Linked DNA regions of Homo sapiens: region 2 is linked to region 1. A link is an interaction called in ENCODE POLR2A ChIA-PET data of the cell type or tissue named here. Cell type or tissue: OCI-LY7. All regions are shown on one strand. Links, peaks and the distances in the headings refer to the core of each region. The heading gives the core; the rest is flanking DNA.

What was found. ChIA-PET counts read pairs that join two places held together with the same protein. Peaks named below come from ENCODE experiments on the same cell type or tissue, not always from the same donor. Only the 100,000 strongest peaks of a DNase experiment are listed, where the experiment ranks them.
Region 2: POLR2A ChIA-PET joins it to region 1 with 6 read pairs; 6 of 35 experiments call an interaction of 5 or more read pairs at or near these places.

The regions. Positions count from the first base shown.
Region 1 is chr17:1,723,662-1,729,360 of GRCh38, forward strand. It overlaps WDR81 (WD repeat domain 81), which reads left to right and starts at 1,043. Exons shown (of 10, transcript NM_001163809.2): 1 at 1,043-4,965. The coding sequence starts at 1,299. RefSeq lists an enhancer at 606-1,106. In OCI-LY7, for the core only: no CTCF peak of the experiment used is centred there; a DNase peak (open chromatin) is centred at 1,020; H3K4me3 peaks cover 1,268 bases; H3K27ac peaks cover 38 bases.
Region 2 is chr17:2,304,649-2,308,648 of GRCh38, forward strand. All of the region lies in intron 1 of SRR (serine racemase), which reads left to right. It also overlaps the pseudogene HNRNPA1P16. Among named protein-coding and RNA genes, the nearest start is that of SRR, 2.7 kb to the left of the region's middle. In OCI-LY7, for the core only: no CTCF peak of the experiment used is centred there; no DNase peak of the experiment used is centred there; H3K4me3 peaks cover 199 bases.

The sequences.
Region 1 (5,699 bases), core at 988-4,987:
TTTTTAGTAGAGACGGGGTTTCACCGTGTTAGCCAGGATGGTCTCGATCTCCTGACCTCGTGATCCAGCTGCCTCAGCCTCCCAAAGTGCTGGGATTACAGGCGTGAGCCACTGCACCCGGCCAGTTTTGTTTTTTAAAAAGCCGTGAGAGGGCTGTCAGGAGGCAGTGCTCCTGGGCAGAAAGAAGGCTGGCACCAGTTTCTAAGTCTCCATTCCGCCAGGCGGACAAGCCTCTCTGGCGGTTGTTGGTTATCACTTGTAAAATATAAACAGTAATAACTGTCCTCCCTACCTCACAGAGTGTGTTGCGAGGGCCAAATGGAATGTGACTGTTGAAGTACTTAGGAAAGTTAAAAAGCTCCTTCCTATGGAAGGTGGCATGGAGGCGCCGGGGGGATTCCATGTCAAAAGTCCCAGTTCTGGCCGGGCGCGGTGGCTCACGCCTGTCATCCCAGCACCTTGGGAGGCCGAGACGGGTGGATCACGAGGCCAGGAGTTCGAGATCAGCCTGGCCAACAAGGCGAAACCCCATCTCTACTAAAAAATACAAAAATTAGCCGGGCGTGGTGGCGCGCTCCTGACGTCCCAGCTACTCGGGAGGCCGAGGCAAGAGAATCGCTTGAACCCGGGAGGCAGAGGTTGCGGTGAGCCGAGATCGCGCCACTGCACTCCAGCCTGGGCGACAGAGCAAGACTCCGTCTCAAAAATAGACACAACAGAAGTCCCAGTTCTGCCCCTGGTTGTGCGGTCCGCACTTAACTAAGAGGCTGGCATCTCTGGGAACAGCCTCCGGGACCCGCGCGCTGGTGCGTGCTGGAGGGAGTAGGGAGGGGTGGGGCGGTAGGCATCGCCCTCCGCCGGGCCCGGCTGGAGCTGGCTGGAGACCCTTTCAGCCCCGGGAGGAAGCGGAGCCCAGACCGAGCCAGAGCGGAGCAGCGGGAGGGAGGGCGGGGAGGCCGCCGGGCAGGAAGCGGGGTCCCGCCCGGGCCTCTGGAGCCACGTGCGCTTGTTTCCGTGCTGGGGCGATCACGTGACCCGCGTCAGCTGACCCGTCACGGTGGAGCCCGGTGCTCGCGCCCGGCAGCCTCTGCCCCGCCGCGCCCGGAGCGCAGGACCCGCGGAGGGGTAAGCGCGCCCCCCGTCCGCCTCTTCGCCGCCGCCGGCTTCCTGCGGCCGCCTCCGCCCCAGCCCCTGTCCCGCGCCCATCCCAGCCCCGCCGGCCTGGCACCCCGGAAGCCGTCGCCAGCAGGGCCGTGGCTGGGCTCAGCCCCGCGCTGCCCCCGGGCGGCCTGGAGGAGATGGCCCAGGGCAGCGGGGGGCGGGAAGGCGCTCTCAGAACCCCGGCCGGGGGCTGGCATTCCCCGCCAAGCCCAGACATGCAGGAGCTGCTCCGGAGCGTGGAGAGGGACCTGAGCATCGATCCCAGGCAGCTGGCTCCGGCCCCGGGGGGCACCCACGTGGTGGCCCTAGTGCCTGCGCGCTGGCTGGCCAGCCTCCGCGATCGCCGGCTGCCCCTGGGACCCTGTCCCCGCGCAGAGGGCCTGGGAGAAGCGGAAGTCAGGACTCTCCTGCAGCGCTCTGTGCAAAGGCTGCCTGCCGGCTGGACGCGCGTGGAGGTGCATGGGCTGCGGAAGCGGAGACTGTCCTACCCTCTGGGCGGGGGCCTGCCCTTTGAGGACGGGTCCTGCGGCCCTGAGACCCTCACTCGCTTCATGCAGGAGGTTGCCGCCCAGAATTATCGCAACCTGTGGCGCCATGCATACCACACTTACGGCCAGCCGTACAGTCACAGCCCTGCCCCCTCAGCTGTCCCTGCCTTGGACTCAGTACGGCAGGCTCTGCAGAGGGTCTATGGTTGCTCCTTCCTGCCAGTGGGTGAAACTACCCAATGCCCTTCATATGCCAGAGAAGGCCCCTGCCCCCCTCGGGGCAGCCCTGCTTGCCCTAGTCTTTTACGGGCTGAGGCCTTGCTGGAGTCGCCGGAGATGCTGTATGTGGTACACCCTTACGTACAGTTCTCCCTACATGACGTGGTCACCTTCAGCCCTGCCAAGCTGACCAACAGCCAGGCCAAGGTGCTGTTCATTCTCTTCCGCGTGCTGAGGGCTATGGACGCCTGTCACCGCCAGGGGCTGGCGTGTGGGGCCCTGTCTTTGTATCACATCGCAGTGGATGAGAAGCTTTGCAGCGAGCTGCGACTGGACCTGAGTGCTTATGAGAGGCCCGAGGAGGACGAGAATGAGGAGGCCCCTGTGGCAAGGGATGAGGCGGGCATTGTGTCTCAAGAGGAGCAGGGAGGGCAACCTGGGCAACCCACTGGCCAGGAGGAACTTCGGAGCCTCGTGCTAGATTGGGTCCACGGCCGCATCAGCAACTTCCACTACCTCATGCAGCTGAATCGGTTGGCAGGTCGGCGGCAGGGGGACCCCAACTACCACCCCGTGCTGCCCTGGGTGGTGGACTTCACTACGCCCCATGGGCGCTTCCGAGACCTGCGCAAGTCCAAGTTCCGCCTCAACAAGGGGGATAAGCAACTGGACTTCACGTATGAGATGACACGGCAGGCATTCGTAGCAGGCGGGGCGGGCGGCGGGGAACCCCCTCATGTTCCCCACCACATCTCAGACGTGCTCTCCGACATCACGTACTATGTGTACAAGGCTCGGCGCACGCCTCGGTCGGTGCTCTGCGGACACGTCCGCGCGCAGTGGGAGCCCCATGAGTATCCGGCCAGCATGGAGCGGATGCAGAACTGGACCCCGGATGAGTGCATTCCGGAGTTCTACACCGATCCCTCTATCTTCCGCTCCATCCACCCCGACATGCCTGACCTGGATGTGCCAGCCTGGTGCAGCTCCAGCCAGGAGTTCGTAGCTGCCCACCGAGCCCTGCTGGAGAGCCGCGAGGTATCCCGGGACCTGCACCATTGGATCGACCTCACGTTTGGCTATAAACTCCAGGGTAAGGAGGCTGTCAAGGAAAAGAATGTGTGTCTGCACCTGGTGGACGCCCACACTCACCTGGCCAGCTACGGGGTGGTGCAGCTCTTCGATCAGCCACACCCCCAGCGCCTGGCTGGGGCTCCTGCCCTTGCCCCCGAGCCTCCCCTCATCCCCAAGCTGTTGGTCCAGACCATCCAGGAGACCACAGGCCGGGAGGACTTCACGGAAAACCCGGGACAGCTTCCAAATGGAGTGGGCCGGCCAGTTTTAGAGGCCACTCCCTGTGAGGCTAGCTGGACCAGAGACAGGCCGGTGGCAGGAGAAGACGACTTGGAACAGGCCACAGAAGCTCTGGATTCCATTTCCCTTGCTGGGAAAGCAGGTGACCAGCTGGGCTCCTCCAGTCAAGCGTCCCCTGGACTTCTCTCTTTCTCAGTGGCCTCAGCCTCCCGTCCAGGCCGCAGGAATAAAGCTGCTGGGGCAGACCCTGGGGAGGGTGAGGAGGGGAGGATTCTTCTTCCCGAGGGCTTCAATCCCATGCAGGCCCTGGAGGAGCTGGAGAAAACGGGCAACTTCTTGGCCAAAGGCCTAGGGGGCCTGTTGGAGGTGCCTGAGCAGCCCCGGGTCCAGCCGGCTGTGCCACTGCAGTGCCTACTCCACAGGGACATGCAGGCGCTGGGTGTCCTATTGGCAGAGATGGTGTTTGCCACCAGGGTGCGGACGCTGCAGCCCGATGCACCTTTGTGGGTACGCTTCCAGGCTGTCCGAGGGCTCTGCACGCGCCACCCCAAGGAGGTCCCTGTGTCTTTGCAGCCCGTGCTGGACACACTCCTGCAGATGAGTGGCCCCGAAGTCCCCATGGGAGCAGAGAGGGGCAAGCTGGACCAACTGTTTGAGTACAGGCCTGTCTCCCAGGGCCTGCCCCCACCCTGCCCAAGCCAGCTTCTCAGCCCCTTCAGCTCCGTGGTTCCCTTCCCACCCTACTTCCCGGCACTGCACAGATTCATCCTCCTGTACCAGGCAAGGCGTGTGGAGGACGAGGCCCAGGGGCGCGAGCTGGTGTTTGCTCTGTGGCAGCAGCTGGGCGCGGTGCTGAAGGACATCACCCCTGAGGGCCTGGAGATCCTGCTGCCCTTCGTGCTCTCACTCATGTCCGAGGAGCACACAGCTGTGTACACGGCCTGGTATCTGTTTGAGCCTGTTGCCAAGGCACTGGGCCCCAAAAATGCCAATAAGTACCTCCTGAAGCCGCTCATTGGTGCCTACGAGAGCCCCTGCCAGCTACACGGCCGCTTCTACCTGTACACGGACTGCTTTGTGGCCCAGCTGATGGTGCGGCTGGGCCTGCAGGCATTTCTCACTCACCTGCTGCCCCATGTCCTGCAGGTGCTGGCGGGCGCAGAGGCCTCCCAGGAGGAGAGCAAGGACCTGGCAGGGGCTGCTGAGGAGGAGGAGAGCGGGCTGCCCGGGGCCGGGCCTGGCTCCTGTGCTTTTGGGGAGGAGATTCCCATGGATGGGGAGCCTCCTGCCTCCTCGGGCCTGGGGCTCCCAGACTACACGTCTGGCGTCAGCTTCCACGACCAGGCTGACCTCCCTGAGACAGAGGACTTCCAAGCCGGGCTCTATGTGACTGAGTCTCCCCAGCCCCAGGAGGCTGAGGCTGTGAGCCTGGGCCGGCTGAGTGACAAGAGCAGCACCAGCGAGACCTCCCTGGGTGAGGAGCGGGCTCCAGACGAGGGGGGTGCCCCCGTGGACAAGAGCAGCCTTCGATCAGGTGACAGCAGCCAGGACTTGAAGCAAAGCGAGGGCTCCGAGGAGGAAGAGGAGGAGGAGGACAGCTGCGTGGTGCTAGAGGAGGAGGAGGGGGAGCAGGAGGAGGTCACCGGGGCATCTGAGCTCACTCTGTCTGACACGGTGCTGTCCATGGAGACGGTTGTGGCCGGCGGCAGTGGGGGAGATGGAGAAGAAGAGGAGGAGGCACTGCCTGAGCAGTCAGAAGGCAAAGAACAGAAGATCCTCCTTGGTAAGTTCCCAGGTCTGGGAGGTGTTGGTCAAAAACACCTCCTGCTGGCCGAGCACAGTGGTTCACGCCTGTATTCCCAGCACTTTGGGAGGCTGAGGCGGGCGGATCACAAGGTCAGGAGATCGAGACCATCCTAATAACAAGGTGAAACCCCGTCTCTACTAAAAATACAAAAAAATAGCCGGGCGTGGGGGCAGGCACCTGTAGTCCCAGCTACTCGGAAGGCTGAGGCAGGAGAATGGCGTGAACCCGGGAGGCGGAGCTTGCAGTGAGCCGAGATCGCACCACTGCACTCCAGCCTGGGCGACAGAGCGAGACTCCATCTCAAAAAAACAAAACAAAACAAAAAAACAGCTCCTGCTTCTCCCTGCACACTGGCAGAGCACCTACTCTGTGCCAAGCAGTGGATCGAGCCAGGACCACCGGCAACACAAATGTAGGCCTGCCTTCACAGAGCTCACACCCAGCAGACGAGATGCCGCAGTGCAGACAGTCTTAAGCAAGTGTATTATGTTAGTGCGATAAAGAACATGGCTGCATTCCTAGGAGGGAGTGCAACATGGAGCTTTTCGGCCGGGCGCCGTGGCTCACGCCTCTAATCCCAGCACTTTGGGAGGCCGAGGCAGGAGGATCACTTGAGGTTAGGAGTTCGAGACCAGCCTGGCCAACATGGTGAAACCCCATCTCTACTAAAAATACAAAAATTAGCCAGGCGTGGTGGCGGGCACCTGTAA
Region 2 (4,000 bases), core at 1-4,000, 580 kb after region 1:
GAACGCTGAGACGGGCGGATCGCTTGAACCCGGGAGGCGGAGACTGCAGTGAGCCGAGATCGCGCCACTGCACTCCAGCCCGGGAGTCTCCAACAGAGCGAGACTCCGCCTCAAAAAAAAAAAAAAGTCAATTTGGGAATTTCTGTGTCACTATGGATTCTTGAAAAAAATTACTGCTGTGGATCTCAGGTTGACTTTTTAATTTCCCATCTTTAAAATTGAACTATACCAGAAGGCTGGTACTTGAATCTTTTTTTGGAGAACTGTACAGAGGTGAAGCTCCCTTCCCCAAGGCCTCCTGCCTCCACCTGTTGCCCCTCCACAGCCCCATAGGCTTTTACCCCACACCCATCACAGAATAGTTACCAATTATTCCTTAGTCTGAGCCGAAGGGATTGCCACAACCTCTGACAGAACTCCTTCAGTTCCTTTTACGTGACACTTTGTCACCGGAAGGTTAAGCATAAGAAGAAAGTCAGTAGATGATGGGTGAAAAGATCCAACAGTTCAGAAGAGGAACCATTTGAGTGGTCAGAGCAGAAGACAGCCTTTGCCACCAGATTTGAGAGAAATAGGAAGAAGCGTTAAAAAATAATCTGTTTCATATTGAAATTTGAGAGGCCATTGCATGATTTCTTTTTTCAGCTGGAAAAATAATGGAAAACAAGAAAACTTTCTTAGGACAAATGGCACCACCCATTTAATGCAACAGTGTCAGTGAACTGCAGATTAGATATGCCAAAAGTTAAACCAGTTCAAGAAAATTTACCAGAACTCAGAAGGAAAAGGTAATAGATAAAAACTGAGAGACAAAGATAGGAGACATGGAGAAGGGGTACAAAAAATTAATAATTAAATACGAGTTCCAGAAGGGGATAATACAGCTGACTGCAGAAGAGCAATAATCAAATAGTAGAAGAAAATTTACTACGTTGGTGGAAATTTTTGAATTATCAGATTTAAAGAATTCATGAAATACCAGGTAAAAAGAAATGACAAGAAAGACAACCATATTTAAGTCAGTATCACAATGAAAGCTGCTGAGATTTTTTGTTTTTCGTTTTTTTTGAGACGGAGTTTCACTCTTGTTGCCCAGGCTGGAGTGCAGTGGCACAATCTTGGCTCACTGCAACCTGCCTCCTGGTTTCAAGCAATTCTCTTGCCTCAGCCTCCTGAGTAGCTGGTATTACAGGCGCCCACCACCATGCCCAGCTAATTTTTTGTATTTTTAGTAGAGATGGGGTTTCACCATGTTGACCAGTCTGGTCTCGAACTCCTGACCTCAGGTGATCCACCCGCCTCAACCTCCTAAAGTGCTGGGATTACAGGCGTGAGCCACCGCGCCCAGCCTTGAATTCAGTTTCTAAAAGTAAAAATTGTACAAGTTGGCCGGGCGCGGTGGCTCACGCCTGTAATCCCAGCACTTTGGGAGGCCGAGGTGGGCAGATTGCCTGAGCTCAGGAGTTCCCAACCAGCTTGGGCAAGATGAAACCCCATCTCTACTAAAATACAAAAAAATTAGCTGGGTGTGGTGGCGGGCACCTGTAGTCCCAGCTACTTGGGACGCTCAGGCAGGAGAACTGCTTGAACCTGGGAGGCAGAGGTTGCAGCGAGCCGAGATTGCTCCACTGCACTCCAGCCTGGGCGACAGAGTGAGACTCCGTCAAAAAAAAAAATTGTACAGGTCATATTTACTTAGCACAAAGTAATAAAACTAGAAGTGAATAGCCACAAATGAAGCAAAACATTCTAACCATTTGGAATTTTTTTAAAAACAACAATTTTAGGCCAGGCCCCGTGGCTCATGCCTGTAATCCCAGCACTTTGGGAGGCCAAGGTGGGCAGATCACTTGAGGTCAGGAGTTCGAGACCAGCCTGGCCAACATGGCGAAACCCCGTCTCTACTAAAAATACAAAAACTAGCCGGGCGTGGTGGTGGGTGCCTGTAATCCCAGCTACTTGGGAGACTGAGGCAGGAGAATCACTTGAACCAAGGAGGTAGAGGCTGCAGTGAGCCGAGATCACGCCACTGCACTCCAGCCTGGGTGACAGATAGAGACTCTGTCTCAAAAATAAAACAAAACAAACACTTTCCACCCATGGACACCGCCAAGTCTAAGTCAGAGTCTCCTAAAGAGCTCGTACAGCTGAAGAAGCTCTTCATTGGAGGGCTGAGCTTTGAAACAACCAATGAGAGCCTGAGGAGCCATTCTGAGCAATGGGGAACACTCGCGGACTGTGTGGTAATGAGAGATCCAAACACCAAGCACTCCAGGGGCTTTGGATTTGCCACATATGCCACTGAGGAGGAGGTGGATGCAGCCACGAATGCAAGGCCACACAAGGTGGATGGAAGAGTTGTGGAACCAAAGAGAGCTGTCTCAAGAGAAGATTCTCAAAGACCAGATGCCCACTTAACTATGGAAAAGATATTTGTTGGTGGCATTAACGAAGACACTGAAGAATATCACCTAAGTGATTATTTTGAACAGTATGGAAAAACTGAAGTGATTGAAATCATGACTGACCAAGGCAGTGGCAAGAAAAGGGGCTTTGCCTTTGTAACCTTTGATGATCATGACTCCGTGGATAAGACTGTCATTCAGAAATACCATACTGTGAATGGCCACAACTGTGAAATTAGGAAAGGCCTGTCAAAGCAAGAGATGGTGAGTGCTTCATCCAGCCAAAGAGGTCAAAGTACTTCTGGAAACTTTGGTGGTGGTCGTGGAGGTGGTTTCGGTAGGAATGACAACTTTGGTTGTGAAGGAAATTTCAGTGGTCATGGTGGCTTTGGTGGCAGCTGTGGTGGTGGTGGATATCGTGCAGTGGGGATGGCTATAATGGATTTGGTAATGATGGAAGCAATTTTGGAGGTGGAAGCTACAATGATTTTGGCAATTACAACAATTAGTCTTCAATTTTTGGACCCATGAAGGGAGGAAACTTTGGAGGCAGAAGCTCTGGCCCCTATGGTGGTGCAGGCCAATACTTTACCAAACCACGAAACCAAGGTGGCTATGGCGGTTCCAGTAGCAGCAGTAGCTATGGCAGTGGCGGAAGATTTTAATTAGGCAACAAAGCTTAGCATGAGAGGAGAGCCAGCGAAGTGACAGGGAAGCTACAGGTTACAACAGATTTGTGAACTAAGCCAAGCACAGTGGTGGCAGGGCCTAGCTGCTACAAAGAAGATATGTTTTAGACAAATACTCATGTGTATGGGCAAAAAACTCGAAGACTGTATTTGTGACTAGTTGTATAACAGGTTGTTTTAGTTTCTGTTCTGTGGAAAGTGTAAAGCATTCCAACAAAGGGTTTTAATGTATTTTTTTTTTTTGCACCCAAGCTGTTGATTGCTAAATGTAATAGTCTGATCGTGACACTGAATAAATGTCTTTTTAAAAAAAAAAAACAACAAAAAAACCACCAATTTTAAATAATTCATGGGTCAAAAAAGAAAACAAGACTAAAATCTTGGATTATTTAGAAATTATAATAATGAAAATATTGCATAATGGAATCCATGATATTAAAGCACTTCTCAGAGGAAAAATCCTATAAGTAACCTTATATGCTTTCTTTTTAAAGTGAAAATTAGTAAGCTAAGCATTCAACAAATATAGAAGACAATTAAAGGAAAATGGCAGAGTAAACAATCAGAAATAAGGGAAAAAGAGCTGTACTTTAAATAGATTGAAAAGCTCATTCTTCAGAAATAAAGCAGATACTAATATACACACATTTCTGGCAAAAAATAATTTTTAAAAAAGGGACATCCTCTTGGATGTTTCATAAACAATTCAAACTTAGCTAATCAAATCTGATTTTCCTGTCAAATACTTATTTCTTCTCCTGTTTTAAATCTCAACAAATTGTACCACCATTTAAGTCAAAACCCAGGAGTTACTCTTTTTAAAGAAAAATTTTTGGCTGGGCACGGTGGCTCACACCTGTAATCCCAGTACTTTGGGAGGCCGAGGTGGGTGGATCACAAGGTCAA